2 separate regions of the Homo sapiens genome follow, and region 2 is linked to region 1. The links are chromatin loops, found by intact Hi-C in ENCODE. Cell type or tissue: transverse colon. All regions are shown on one strand. Region 1 overlaps LAMA2 (laminin subunit alpha 2). Region 2 overlaps LAMA2 (laminin subunit alpha 2).

Region 1 (8,000 bases):
CACATACTCATTTAGTAATCCCATTGAAGCTCAGTTTGTACTAAGTGTATTATCATCTTTATGAATTGTCAGTAGCTTTATTATATGTATCAGCATAATTACTGAAAAATAATCTTACCATACCTTATCAGAAAGCTTTCACTGTAATTTAAAGAATCTTATTCAAATCAATGGAATATTGAAATATTTTTAAATGTTATAAAATATGAAAGTACCATGAATATATGAAACAGTAATGCACGGGTAATTCAAATATACTGGATAAATGACAAGAGTTTCATAAGATATAATTTATTATACAGATTAATAAAATCTTTAGACCTTTCAGACTAGACATTTCCTTACCAAGAATCTTCCTGGCCTTAATGAACACATACAGGATTATGGACTCAATCTGTTTCCAGGCATTATTTCCAATTATATCAGGCACAGTTTTTGAAGTATTCTGTCAATTTTCCTTTACTTCATATTTTGTTATTTTCTCCAACCAAGAGTTCTCATTTTTAGGGTTATTTTTATTAATTCTAATACTGCTCATTTGCATATTCAGAAAATTAGGTACTCTGAAGTCTTAAAATATATGCTTACCTTTCAGAGCTTTATCTCTGGCCTTCCTCTTTATATTTCAATATTTCCCATTCATATAGTCAGTCTATCACTCATTCACTCAAATATATGTATTGGATATCTACTAGATGGTCACTGAATCATTTTTACTTTCCTTTCTGTGTCATGGTCTATCTTATCTTTAGGCCCTTTCCTCAAACACCTTTTCTGTGTTCTCACTGCTTGCCATTTACACAGATGTACTTTATATATCTTTAAAATCTCAGCTGTGTTGCCAATTCCATCCTCCCACAAATACCTCCATGGACTGTCTAGGAGCTTCTTCTATAATTTATCCAAACTCCCTTGACTCCCCCTATTTTTATTGCCAATTTACTTGCTTGTGTCTGCTACTAGATTTAAGTTCAATGAGGTTATACATTTTCTTATTTATTGTAAACCCTCAGTGTTTAGCATAATGATTTCAGTACATACTATATTATCAGTAATTATTTGTTGAATGAACATATCAATAGCAGTCCCCAAATACTATAGACTGGACTAGAGCTTCCAATGAATTAGCTCTTTCCTCAATCAAACATTTACAATTTGTGCATTGCATGTATCACTTAAAATTTGTATATATTTTAACTGTATTTTACCTATATTTTTAATTCCATTTATTGACTGTTCATCATAAATTCTAGTATAAATTTATTTATTCTAGTCTAATAAATTATTTTAGAGCTACAATAACTTATTTTTAAAAATATTATATGGGTATCTTCATACGTTTAGGTAAATCAATGAAGGATTATTAAATATACTAGTAGAGCCATTTATATTTTTTAGTATACTAGCAGAGCCATTTATATTTTTATCACAAAAAGAAAAATAATTTTATAAATGGATTTGTCCCTTCAGGTGCCTTAATATTCCTTCTACTCAGAACTGGAAAGTCCTCATTTTCATGCAGCATGTAGGGCACTGAATTAGTTTGGAAGGTCTTTAATAAAGGTCTTTTTTTTTTTTCCTACTGTCACTAGAAATTTACACGACCAAATAGAACAACCACTCTTACATGTCCGATGACTACTGAGTGGCTTGAAAGGTAGTGCTGTAATAATAAAATGTCAAGAACTGTGCACAACCTTCTTTAACTTACCTCTTCCAAGAATACAAGAAATGGCAACTTGAACTGTTCAACAAATATGACTGTATCGTTGACAACTCTACCCCTAAGCTTAGACTTAACAGGTCTTTCCTTCTTAGATAAGAAGGTATTATGCTTTCGATACCTAACACTGTGACCACAGGTCACGGATGGGTGACCTGTAACCCATAATAACTGAATGGAAGATCCTGGTATCCTTCCCACTGGTCATAACGCATAAAAGGAACACTGACCACTAAGTGCCTGAAAATTTTAAAAAGCTGTAAATCATTACTGCTTGATTCCAATTGTCCCTGAACTTAAATTGCCATTCTTCTTTTCTTTAATTTCTTTAGAATTACAGTCCTTGCACTTGTCATTCCTGAATGAAAGCTTTGCCTTCCACAAAATATTTAAACATATTCTTCAGTCAACACAACAGTCTTTAATAAATTTCAGCATAATAAGAAAATCAGTTTTCTTTAAAGATTATTTGCTATTTTATATTTTTATTTTTCTTTTCTGCTAGTGAAACTAGTTAAAAGGTTTGTGCAGCTTTTTTTTTTTTCCTGCTGGTCAAAGAAGAACATGTCTCTTCTCTCCCTTCTCTCTCTCTCTCTGTCTCTCTCTCATGTTGTATCAGAGTTGGCTGTAACATTTTCTTTTTCTACCAATAGCAGATTTCATGTGGCAGTGCTTTCTAACTACTATGGAACTACCAAACACCAGAAGAACTAACTTTTTAAAAATGATCAAAAATAGAAGCAAAGCCTTAGCTGCTTTAGGAGTTCCAATTTTATCAAAGTCTCTATGATTCTTTTTCTTAGAAAGCCTCTGGTGGTCGTCCTGCTTTGTACAACTCAAAGCAACCAACAAAGCATTTACTTCTAAGCCCCTTACTCAAGATGAGCTTAGGTTAGTTTCATCTGAAACATGCCCAGGTGGGTGACCTGTAATCCACAGAATTGAGTGAAAGATCCTGGTATCGTTCCCATTGGGCATGACGTACAAAAGGAACAGTGATTACTAAGTGCCTGAAATTTTCAAAAAAACAAAAAAAATTACTAAATGCAAATTTCCCCCTTCCCTCTCACTTTTTTTTTTCTCTGAAAGGAATTTGACATACAGGAGTTCATTTTACATCTATTTTTAAATGCTTTCAAATAATTTTTAAAAAGTACTCGAAGTTGAAATATTGTATTTATCTTTGTGTTTTTCTTTCTTCAGTTAAAGTATATAATAATTACACAGATAAAAGAAGAGTTGTCAAAATAGAGCTTCTCAATCTCTTTTGGGAGCTTCTCATTTACATTTTATCAAATGCAGACACCACTGTTAAATCTTTGTGCTGTTAAGCTAAGACTATATAGGAATACACAGCTAGGAAAGAATCTAAGAGGAGTAGCTTCAGAGCAAGTCATTAGAGAAAAACACCAGAAGGAAGTTCTCTCACTCTCCTCGAACATTTGCATTGCTCCAAATTTTGTTTTGGGTGTGCCCCAACCAGAGATATCATAAGAGGATAAAATCATTAGTCATGTATTCCAACCTCATTGCTATTTCAGAAATTACAATACACAAGATCTTGTACACAAAAACAATAGTAGTTATTCTTGCAAACTTACTGGATATGAGACACTCTTGCATGTGATCTGTATGTATGAACTCATATAAGATTAACTCATTTAATGGTTACAATGTGTTCGATTCCAGTCTGAATTCACTGAATGTGCCCATCACTACCCACAGAGGAAGGGTTCAATAAGCATTTGTTGGATGAAAAAGAACTGGTCATCTAGGCCCCTTTTGAAGACTTGTAGTGACCGAAAGCTCACCACTAGTGAGAGTCTATTCCATGTACCTTCCCTTCATTCTATCATCTGATTTGGGATTCCATTCCAATCCTGTCTATGACAGACCCAGTATTTTAACTCCATCTCCTCTTTATCGTCCTCCTGTTGCTCTTCTGGAATAGTCTTTACTGTTTGATTTTCTGCAGATCTTGGCTTTTCTTCATGAATTTGTGTTGGATGAATTTGTATTCTATCCATTCTAGGCTTCCTGGGGTAGACTTTTTACCGTGCCCTAGGTCACCATGTAGGACCTGTCATGGGATCCGACGGTGCCCAGGTCCCCTGAGAAGGGGCAGGAGTGAGGCAGATTAGAGTACAAATGTCACTAAGCCAAAGGATAGTTCCAGACCCAATATCACCTCCTGCCATTGATCCATATCAGTAGAGACCCTCCTGGTAAATAGAAGGAAAGCTCTATGCTGACCAAAATCAGAACTGAAACATGCCTAAGAGTTGAGGGCTAAAGCAGGGGTCCCCAACTGCTGGGCCATGGACCAGTACTATCTGTGGCCTGTTAGGAACCAGGCTGCACAGAAGGAGGTGTCTGAGCTCCACCTCCTGTCAGATCAGCAGCTGTGGCATTAGGTTCTCAAAGGAGCACAAGCCCTATTGTAAACTGTGCATGTGAGGGACCTAGCTTGCAGGCTCCTTATGAGACTCTAACTAATGCTTGATGATATGAGGTAAAACAGTTTCATCTGGAAACCCATCCCCACTCCCCATCCCCCCTGTCAATTCCATGGAAAAACTGTCTTCCACAAAACCAATCCCTGGTACCAAAAAGGTTGGGGACTGCTGGGCTAAAGCATTATTCTCCGGAAAAGAACCAACAACTCCTAAAGTCTTACTAACATCTTAATAAATGAAATTGGTTATGATAGGTTTAGTACTTAAGTACTTTAGTAAGTAAAAGCTATTCCCTAGTTTTCAAAAATACGTATGCTTTATGGTAAATTCTACAAAGAAGAAAGTGCTAAAACCTCAAATTATAGGGAGATGAAGAAAATATGTTAATAACAAAAATAAATATGTGAAATAACATGATCTCCCTTAATGTGGAGAGCTGCTAGAGAAAGTTCCGATAGAAAACAAAGTAACTGAGAGTACAATGACCTACATTGGTGAGACGGAACAATCAGTACACTTGAAAGTCAGATAACAGCAGCTCAAAGGAAAACTTAAGCAACATTTTCCTGTTTTGTTTTCAGTCCCCGTGTGGGAACACTTGTTTAAAATAAAAATAAAATCTTGGAGCAGGAGGTCTAAATACAGTGCCAGATCCTGTGTCATTAGATTGGAACAAAACCTAGACAGGAACTTAAAAGAGAAATTCAGTCTCCTTCATTCTCATTCTCTGACTCAAAGGTTCTTCAGAGAAAAGTTGAATTGTGTGTGCGCGTGTGTGTGTGTGTGTTGAATTGTCTCTGTGTGTGTGTGTATTTTACGAGTACACAAATGAAAAGCTGTATAAATACATTAATTTGGATTTTTACTCATATGTATAGAAGCAGCATTTCAGGATAGCTACTAGCAGCCTCCACTGATTTAATGTTCAGAAAGCTTAAAACTCAAGATGTCAGAGACTTTAAATTTATGGAATCATACTAATGCATACAGGAGTTTAAGCAGAGACACAAGCTCTTCAAGACTGAGCATTCCATTGGCTAGCTAATTTCTAATGTTCTTAACATTGTGTGTATGCAAACTGGAGTTCCTAGTGACTGTCACCATCCTCCCACACTCTGACACTTGCCTACCAACTCCCTATTCTCACCTCTCAATATATCAACATTCTCTGAATGTTCCCTTCTTTTGCCACCTTTCCCTCTCCTCTTAGTTTTGCTTTCACATGACTAATTTTTTGGTGTCTCTTTCCATCACTTTACCTAGTCTCCATTCTTCTTTACTTTTGCCCCGTTTAATTTTATTTCATCTGTAGAGTGAAATTGCATATTCACAGTTGGTCAAGTTTCTCCGCATTCAAGTAAAATCATGTGTTCAATTACTCTAAATACAGCCCCTGGCCTAGCTCTGTAAAAGGAAACTGTAGGCCTCTCTGATCTTTTCTCATTGCACAAGGAATTTTAAAAAATTAAATTATTTTGCAGAACAAAATTGTATATTTTCATAAATGATGAGTCTTCACTTCAGTGGGTTTATAAACCTGAGTCTATGTGTACAACTGTAAGGATGTTTGTATGTATATGCTTTTCTAATATTGTCTATCCCCATGTGCCTGATACTTTGTGTGATTGCATGTACGTATGTGTGTTTGTGTGTGTGTTCAGAGAGTTAACCATAGTTTAAGATCAAATTTGTTGGAGACAAATTGCTTGTGTTCAAATTCTGGCTCCTCCACTTACTATCTGTGTGAATTTAGACAATTTACTTAATCTCTCTATACCTCAGTTTTCTCTAACAAAGGTAAATAAAAATAATATCTATCTTATAGTGCTGTTTGGTGGATTAAAAGAAATAATTTATGTAAAATGATTAGAACAATATCTAGCACACAGGAGAAACTATTGTTAGTTGCCATTACCCTTGAAAGAGTTAAAAAAAATGTAAATGACACTGGATCTCTCCATTTAGCAGGATGTGCTCCACCCTTTATAGCAGTTACCTGTTACCAACCTGGACAGCCTGAGACAACATGAATAAGTAAGTTTCCATCCACAATAAAGAGGTGCTTCTGGAAATGCTAAGGTCACTGAACATCAATAGGAGAATGTGCATCAAGGAAAGCAGGACATGTTCTTGGGTTTGCATTCTTATCCATATCCAATTTTCATGCAAGCAATTAAGAGTAAGGTCAGAGGCTGGTGCGGTGGCTCACGCCTGTAATCCCAGCACTTTGGGAGGCCGAGGCGGGCCGATCACGAGGTCAGGAGATCGAGACCATCCTGGCTAACACAGTGAAACCCCGTCTCTACTAAAAATACAAAAAATTAGCCAGGCGTGGTGGCGGGCGCCTGTAGTCCTAGCTACTCAGGAGGCTGAGGTGGGAGAATGGCATGAACCCGGGAGGTGGAGCTTGCAGTGAGCCGAGATTGTGCCACTGCACTCCAGCCTGGGTGACAGAGCGAGACTCTGTCTCAAAAAAAAAAAAAAAAGAGTAAGGTCAGAGTTCTTTCTAGCTCAAATCCCCTCCAGATCTGTGCTGAGGTGCTGAGGCTGTTGCTCTGGGGATGGCCTATAGTCTCATCCCCTGACTTTTGCGGTTGAGATCAGAGTAGACGACTAAGGACCAACACGAAGGTTGTAGGAAGAGGAGATTGTAGAATTATTGACATCTGGGGAGTAGTTTGTGAGAAGCGGGAAATGAAAAACAGAAGAACGTGATGGAGAAGGGATCCTCTATACATCTGACTTCATACTTAAAATTTTGTTAGAGCCACCACATTTGTAGCTCAACATTGTGATGTACACAGATGGTGAGATATCATTTAAAAATATCAAAGTTCTAAGAAAGTGTTTCATTGAGGAGATTTGTAGTTAATTTTACATGGCTTATAGGACAACAACAATTTTGATACAAGTAAACAGTACCCCAAGGTTTAGGTTCCTACCATTATTCTGTACAGAGTTGGATCCTAATCATCTATTTACTAGTTTTGTAGGATGTTGGCTCTGTGCACCTCGACATCTGTACAGCACCAACAGATCCCTAGTTCCTTCAAAGAAACAGAGTACACAAAGGGACCTCTCCTCCCACACAACCAGAAGATGAAGTTTTCTGTAGATTTAGCAAGCACACAGTGTTCTTGTTCCTTTGCTGGACTCAGACTAATAACTGACCACAGGGAGCTGCAGGGCCATGCCCTCAAAGAAGCTCAGATACAGCTTGTGTTGATGGTTAGCTGGCAGGGAGTTGGGGACAAGCTAAAACTCAGGACCTTATTTTCTGTCGGGTCCATGCAGGATAGCTAATATTAAGAAATATTACAACTCAAGAAAAATGAATAAACAGCTGATGAGAAGTCACTGATCATTATTGTAAGTTATTTGTCTAAAGTGGACTTCATTTCACAACATTCCTTTTCTCTTTCCTCTTGACAAACACAGCATGAATGAAAGGTAAAAAGAATAAAACATTTAATCAATCATCCAGGGGCCAGGGCTGAATTGCTTTCTTTTATACATTTGCTGCCAAGTTCACAGAATCAGGGTTGTTTTCAATTATTTGTAATATGCTTTCCCAGAAGAATTTATAATAGGTTGTTTAGGCACTGTTCCCTTTTCTATTAAGGACAAAAATACAACCGTTCTTTCTTAGCAAAAAGAAAAGGGAGTGTAATTAGGAAAATTATAATGAATGTTGCTGTTGGGCTTAAGAGTTGTTTTGTTTGTTTGTTTTCATTTCTAAACTGGCTCACAATGAGAGATGGCAACAAAACTGTTTCATTTATCCTTCCCTCCCATTATCTTATTTCCAAAACAAGAAGCTA
Region 2 (8,000 bases), 53 kb before region 1:
AATATGAGGCTTGACTTAAAAGCACTGCAGGCAGAGAAAATATTTTATAGCTCTGTTCAGGATTAGTTCACTGATTAAAGTTGAAAGGAAGAAGTGTTTAGGAAATAGTTTATCTAAATAGTAGTCTTTATAAAACACAACTCTGATAATGTCAGTCTTTAGCTTAAATTTCTTCAATGACACTCCAAGTAAAATATCTCAAATTCTTAGTATATTCAACCCTATAAGTTCTAGATTCTCATTCCCCCGTCTAGACTTCTTTCTCTCTCCAGCCCATTTCCTACCATTCTGCACTCTTAAGTCCAGCCACACAGGCTGTGTGAAATTCCCAGAAGGTCCCATTTTCCTCTGACACTTTTCTGTATAGGGAGACAACATGCTCTTTGCACAGATTTGAAAAGGCAGTGGGTAGTGTAGGCAGTGAAGTTAGAAAGGTAAACACATTTACGTTAAAGAAAGAAAATTTCAGTTGCTATTAAATAGTTTAAGTAATAATTTTTCAAACCAACTCAGAATGAAGGTATTGCCTATATTTAATGTCCCCTTTTAATAATGAAAGAGCCTAGGCAACATCAAATAGTAACTAAAGCGTTGGTGGATAATATGTATTATGTATACAGATGATACAGAGTTTTTCTCAACTTGCATACGAACATACTAGTAATGGAAAATATAATTCATATCACAATGTAGTGTTTTCTCTCTTAAATCATGCACCCTTGGAGTTGAAACCTTAATTGCATTATTGTTTCATAGAGTAATCATGGACACTAAAAAGACTATGTCTACCTATTCTAAGAAATTCCAGTCTACACAATATTACAAATACAACCTCAAAGGCTTTGAGCAAAAATACACAACAGCATTTGAAGAAAATTCCATTACTTCTTCCTGTAACTTTATGTAGAAGTTCACTATCAGAAACTGTTCATACAAAAGAACAACGATGAAAGCAACAAAGAAGGCTGCTGGGGCAGCAAACAGAACCAAATGGTGCTTGCTTACTTTGCCATAGGTCCAGTAGGAACTCTGACATCTGTTTGAAACCCCTGAACAGAAACACTCATCGCAGCCTTTCCAATTATCCTCTTGCAAATTGAAGAAGCCGGATTTGCAACGACTACAGTCTCCTCCTTCAACATTTTCCTGCAAATAAAGAGATGTATCAGCAACAGAGGTATCCTTCAACATTATGAGCTGCGTCCATGTCTGTATAAGGAAAATATTAACTGTACATTCTTCATTTTACCCTCTCAACTATATTTAACGTATAATGATATTTTTAAAAATCTGCTCAAAAGCTATGTGTTAAGCTGTATCCTTTCTAATTACACTGGTGAGAAAGATTATTGGATGGATGCAAATCTACTCTCGTAAAAGTGACTATGTTGATCTTCATGTAGGTTGAGTGTAGAGTAAATGTCATGATAAATACCTGTGCAGGAATGCATTAGATTGACTAAAATGGGGCCAGTTAGGTTCACTGTTCTGTTATTGAGCTACTTCATTTAAAGTTCACTGTTCTGTTATTGAGGTACTTCATTTAATTTCATGGTAAAATTAAAGACATTAATGCATGGATGTATAATAGAACATTGATATTACACCAGTTATAAATACTTTTCACATTTCAGATTAAAAATATGTACATTTGAGGCAAGCATAGGAATTTGACAGGTAGAGAAACTGGGGTAAAGATCAGATAAAGTAGAAAGCAAAGTTTTCCTCTGGTTAACTTTTTACAGTGTTTTCTGTAACACATCAGTACAATCAGTTAGTCACATAGTGATACTATGGGAAAGATCTATTCTCATTCTGTGACTGCTCTCCAGACTGGTTTCATTAATCCTACTCTCAGTATACTGAAAAATTATTTGTATATAGTTGAGCTTAAAATGTGGACTCAGGCCAGTGAAAGCTGACCATATAATGAAAAACAGGGAAGGATATAATCTCTCAATTTAAAGAGTGGTTAATCTTAACTAATAATTCTAAAGGAAGGCATCCTGCTTTCCAGGAAACAGATTTGTAATATTCCCTACATACGCATTTTCTCTACATTTCCCCTCTTCCTTGAATTCCCTTATTATCAATACTGAGGCTTTTTAAAAAATTCCCTTGGACAACTAACTTCTCTCTCCATGTAGTTTTCGTGGCCCTGTATACATTACCCTATCACAACCACAAAAAAGTATTGCTCAAAGATTGTTCTCTCTAGCTATCTACCATAATCTATTCAGAGGTAGAAATTCTGTCTTACTAACTTTATAGTCTGAGAAAATAACATGGTTCCTGGTACAGCACTGAGCATTAGCTTCATAAAATTTATTAAGTTCAAATAAATCTCTTGGCAGTCATGTTTTTCATGCATAGCAAAGTGCTATACGCATAGTACGAGCTGAATAAAAACACTTTAAACAAACCCAGATTGAGCAGAAGATAGGGATGATAAAATCTGAGAACATATAAGGAAAATCAGAAGAGAAGAGAAAAATAGCATGAAGAAGTAAGGAGAAAAATTTAAGAATAAACAAAGCAGTCCTCCTTATATCCAAGAGAATAATTTGTTTTAAATTAACTTTTTGATACTGAATTTCTATGACTCATTTACAAACTCAGCCACTTCTATGTGGGAACCTTAATAAGCACTGCCCCAAGATTTGTGCCAGCTTACTTTTTAAGGCAGATTTCAGACATTTTGAAATGATAGATATCAGCAAAACTAATCAAACTAATTTCAGACTTACAGTGACAAATAAATCCCCAAAGCACTGAAGTTGAGAGCATCTTCAAAAGAGTATAAAGGCAAGAAAGATGAAACATATCTGTAATTATGATTTAGTTTATCCCGTTGAGGACACAGTACAGCTGTTCTGTATACTGTGTTCTTATGCGCTTGGTCTAATCTACTTTTCATTTACTCTAATTTGAAAGCTTATAATGCCACTATTCTGAGATTCAGACTAAGTTCAACAATTAGAAATTTGCAGACATTAGCTACATTTTCCTTAGCTCCATTTTAGCCTAGTAAAATGACCTTGAAAAAATATGATTAAATAATTTCACATTCAATTTTATTTAATAACCTGAAGCAACACATTAGGGTAGGAATTCTAGGCACTATGAAGATAAATAAGTCAAGGTCTGTCTTTAAATAAGTCTGTCTTTAAAGGCCAATATCTAGTTGGGTAAAAAGATATACTCACAATCAACTATAATGCAAGGTGGAATATGGTAAGTGCATCTGAGAAATAAATAATTACGGGAACATAGAGGAAGCACTAATTTTTGCTATAAGGCTTAAGGAAGCTTTATGACAGGAGTGGAGTTTGACCTGATCCTTGAAGCATGGTTTAAAAATTCAACTTGTGGACATAGATAGAATGAGAGACCGATGTTAGCAAAGACATTGGGAACAAGAATTCATTTTAAAAGTTGGAGGTTTATTCATTATTTATTTTTCAAGACAAATGTGCAGGTTGAGCATCCCTAATCAGAAAATCCAAAATCTTAAATGTTTCAAAATTTGAAACTTTGGGGGCACCTATATGATGCTCAAATGGAATGTTCACTAGAGCATTTCAGATTTTGGATTTTCTGATTAGGAATGATCAGCCAGTATGTATTCTGCAAATATTCCAAAATCCGAAAAAATACCAAATCGGAAACATTTCTGGTCTCAAGCATTTTGGATAAGGGATACTCAGCCTGTATTTAATACTTCCTGTATGCTAGAACTTCACTTGGTACTTGAGATCCAGGGCCCTGCCCTCAGAAAGTCCATCCTAAGAGATATTCCTTAGGAATTGGTAAGTCATTAGCGGTTGTTCATTAGGAGATAAATCAACAGAACTATACTTGAGTAACTTAAGTTGACAGTAGCAGGTAAAATGTCTATAAAATGTGAGACATTGGCATAAAGAAATCTTTCTTTACTACATTATAGAGTATATTTTATATAATTTAGAGTAGCACAGTTCAAACACAGAAGTATAGTGTTCTGGGACTTTTGTGCACATTTTCATAGAGACCAAAATTTCCCGCCTTCTATTAGCTTGTTAATATATATGATCTTGACAGTCTAGTTCCAATTCTTTCTATGTGTCCCCAGGGACATCATTGTTTTTTCAAAATTTCTTTGTGACTCATCGACCATTGTCATCCATGAGTCAGCCCCTAATTGCATTCCTGGCTTATTCTTGGAAGATCCTCTTGACATGAATATTCTAGCACTTAAAGTTTTTTGATTCCCAGCTTGAAAGTGAAGCCATCTGCTTTATGGTTGAGCTCTTTGAATAATTTAACTTCCTCTGTTATCAATATCAAATTATTAATAAATGCTCTGCTCATTATTTCTTATCGTTGCTTTATTCTTTATATTATTCGTTCATCAACTCATAGCTGAACTACTATATACAAGACATATGAGATATCACAGGGAATATAAAAATGCCCTCAAGAGGATTATAGCAAAGGAAGTAGGAATTTTCTTTTTTGCTTTAGTTCCCTTAGCACAGTTTCTACTTGGAGAAATAGAGTCACGATAGTTTCCCTATGTACTTTCTGATGAGGCGGACTTCAGATAATTATATTACAAGGTGGAAGAAAATCACTGCTGTAAGAGGGGTACAGACAACATGTTCTGGATCTGACACCAAATTCATCACCAGTGTCCACTATGCCCCGAAGAAAAAAATAAGACAGAAAAACCAGGGAGTTGAGCAAAAAAGATGTATCCCAAGATTTTCATGACAAGATTAAAATAGGCTACTGTTGCAGTGTCCTCTTCCAGATGTGAGAATGTCTCCAGATGTAAAAATATCTACTAAAGGGCATTTATTGAAATAAATAAATAAATAAATACACACAGTAAAACCATAATTTTGTTCTTTTCTTGCCATCCATAAGATTGGCACAGACCATATATTATACCTTATTACCACCATCCAATTCAGTCCCTAAAGCATAGATGGGAATATAATTGAACCTAAATATCGAATGATGAAGGTAAAAGTTTTGTACCTTCCAGACTGAATGTTATTTTAATCATCATGAGATTTCTATTTTCCTTTATGATTCTATAATTTATTTGTACTGATGAATTTTAAAAAGTTATTAACATATAATTAATTTTTTTCTTTTTTTGTTTATCTATACTTCAATGGTTGCAAAAACATAATTTAATAAAAATTTTTAAAGTTGTTTTAACTGTTAATCTAAACAAAATGGAGTCTAATCTATTAAACCTCTCAGCATTCCTACTGGGAAGCTCCTATTGATCCAATAAATTCATTTTAACACTTTATTTGTATAGAGTCCATTAGTGATTCTTTTCAATTTGCGTATTTAATGATAATTTTCACACTACAGCCTATAAAACACGGTAATTTCTAGAACGCTACAGACTTCCACTCTAGAAATTAATATTCATTCCCTTATATCACCATATTTTCTTAAAACCAAATATTCTGCTTTTGCTATTTCTATACCATTATTCTAATCAATTACATTAATAAAATGAAATATGAACTATAATAGTCATTTTTCCATTGTAAATAATCCATACGTAAATACTTTTATATTCTCACATATTATGATATTAAAACACATCACTTCACTTTAGACTAGTGTTTTCAATCTACTTAATCTATTTTTTATCATCATGTCCCTATGGAGCCTATATAGTCATTTTTTCATAATCATCCCCACCATGAAACTTTAATACTCCAGATATATTTTATGTACAGATGCACCATGTGAATGTTTGCCTTTACATAAAATCAATATGATATTTTTGTTCCCAAAGAACCAATTTTCATTCTTTTAGGAAGAAATGTGTGCTTTAGACATCTATTTCCTTTGAACATAGCTCAATGTTGTGGCCTACGCTACAAAAAATCATGGCTGTCTTTTTTTTCTTTAGTTCTCTTTTCCCTTTAAAAACAAAGTTGAATTAGAAAAATTTTACTAAGTTCTTTTGTTTTTGATTTCTTGAAGTGAGATACTATTGTGTTGACATCAATTTTCTTTTTGCTATAGTTTCCTCAGTACAGTTTTTCTCTGGAGAAATAGTCACCGTAGTTTTCTTGTATTCTTTCTCATAGAAGCTACTGCTTTATAAACTAGGTACAACTTCAGCAGTACATATTGAACTGTGATTGTTAGTCAGCTGGGAGTACTACTGACAAAGTTACCAGGAATAGCTCCAGTGACATTTAAGTTATTTTTTTTGTGTGATAATTGCTTCAGGAATTTCTCAGTCATGCTTGGTTTTTTGGTAGTTTGTAGTTAATTACAGGTTTTCTTCTGTTATGACCTTTAGACTAATGCATCCTAGTATTAAAATAAGTTAACAAAAGAAGGATAATTAGTTAATTAGCAGTATTTGTTGAGGACTTACTCCTAAAACACACTTTTCCAAGGCTAGATAATAGTTGATGGGTTAGGGAGGGAGAAGGAAATACATAAACATTAGTTCTCAATTTTCACAAGTTCAGCTTTTAATATTGTGAAAGAGAACCAGAGCTGGACAGTAGTTAAAACGATGAAAATAGGCTTCAGTGAGAAACTATGGCAATAGAGAAAAAGCAACCTTAGTAAAGAACTAGCCTCCATTCCCAATACAACATGAACAAGTAGGGATTCAGTGCCAAGGAAAAGGGTAGAGATTTATAGCCACGAGCAAGGATCAGGGGCGAACAATCATTAAGAGGAGACATCAGGGGTAGGTAGGGGGGATTCTTGCTAAACCAAATTAACAGGATTCTTGTTGAAGACAGGCCAGAGGGATCAGATATCAAGGGTAAGGTGTTCTTAACACACTGACTTAGCAGAATTCTTGCTTTAACCAAGCTAGGTTTGAGGACAAGGGTCAACGATGAGGCCTCATCAAAAAGAGGACTCAGAGAAGACTTTCCAAAATTTGGTCAAGGAGAGAGTCTGTCCATGTAAAAAATTGACTAACATAATATTATTTGAACTGTAGGGGTTGCAAGAGATAAATTCATTCATGCATGAACCTTTTATGCCAAAAATTCTACATCTGTAATTTAGATTCAGGATTAAATGTACACATTGAAGTCCATTTGTAAAAATGCCCAGGAATCAAGTCTACAAGTTAATGAAGTGACCATTCCTGTACACAAATGAAAAAGAAGAGGGAAATCCAAAACCAATAAAAATGTTAACACACCATAAAAATCCTTTCAGGGAAAAAGAACAGAAACTTATCTCTACTTGGGAAAAGCAATATAAACAACAACAAAAAGTAATCCAGTAGGTATTTATGGTTATACTTTATACTTGTACAGGGCTTCAGTGTGATAATTATACCTACTGAGAGGCAGAAAAGATTCAATAACACCATTTCATAGATTATAAAACAGAATCGGAAAGGCTAAATGACTGTCAAAGCTTCACGAGATTTTAGTTCTCTTCCTTCCTTCTTTCTTTTGTATGAGTCATTGTGTTATCTTCTTATTGTGCAATGGTAAAGAAAATATATAGGGTCCATATCATCACCAGAGGTAAGATAGACATAAAACAGAATTACTCATTATGAGATCATAAAAGAAAAGAAAAAGGTTTGAAAAGTGATTATGCCATGAGAATGATATGACTTGAGGATGCAGGGGCAGCTTTCCTGAGAAAGTTGAAGTTAAGCCGAGCCATTAAAAATGCCTGGCTAAGCAAAGGAATAGGGCTAGAAATGAGGTATCCCAAGAAATCTGAATAGAACTTATAAAATTCCAGATGCTACAAACAACTAAGAGACTCAAGAAATTTAAGCAAAGCTGAAAAACAGTGACTGAAACTCAAGAACATTCTGGAGAGGTAAGCCAAGGCCAGATCACATAGTCTCGTGGGCCTGTAAGGACTTAATGGAAAATGCAATAAAAACAAAGCAAAACAAGATGAAAATACAGACTTTGATTTCTAGTCTTCTACTTCACTATTTATCTTTCTATTATAAGACTTTGATAAAAATAAAAGCACATGTT

What was found. Peaks named below come from ENCODE experiments on the same cell type or tissue, not always from the same donor. Only the 100,000 strongest peaks of a DNase experiment are listed, where the experiment ranks them.
Region 2: a loop joins it to region 1, with 11 times the contacts of the local background. A loop is called at or near these places in 2 of 110 quality-filtered maps.

Annotation. Positions count from the first base shown.
Region 1 is chr6:129,130,834-129,138,833 of GRCh38, reverse strand. The region is part of intron 4 of LAMA2 (laminin subunit alpha 2); the gene reads right to left. Among named protein-coding and RNA genes, the nearest start is that of LAMA2, 250 kb to the right of the region's middle. In transverse colon, no CTCF peak of the experiment used is centred here; no DNase peak of the experiment used is centred here; H3K27ac peaks cover 1,463 bases.
Region 2 is chr6:129,183,351-129,191,350 of GRCh38, reverse strand. It overlaps LAMA2 (laminin subunit alpha 2), which reads right to left. Exons shown (of 65, transcript NM_000426.4): 11 at 1,006-1,146. Among named protein-coding and RNA genes, the nearest start is that of LAMA2, 300 kb to the right of the region's middle. In transverse colon, no CTCF peak of the experiment used is centred here; no DNase peak of the experiment used is centred here.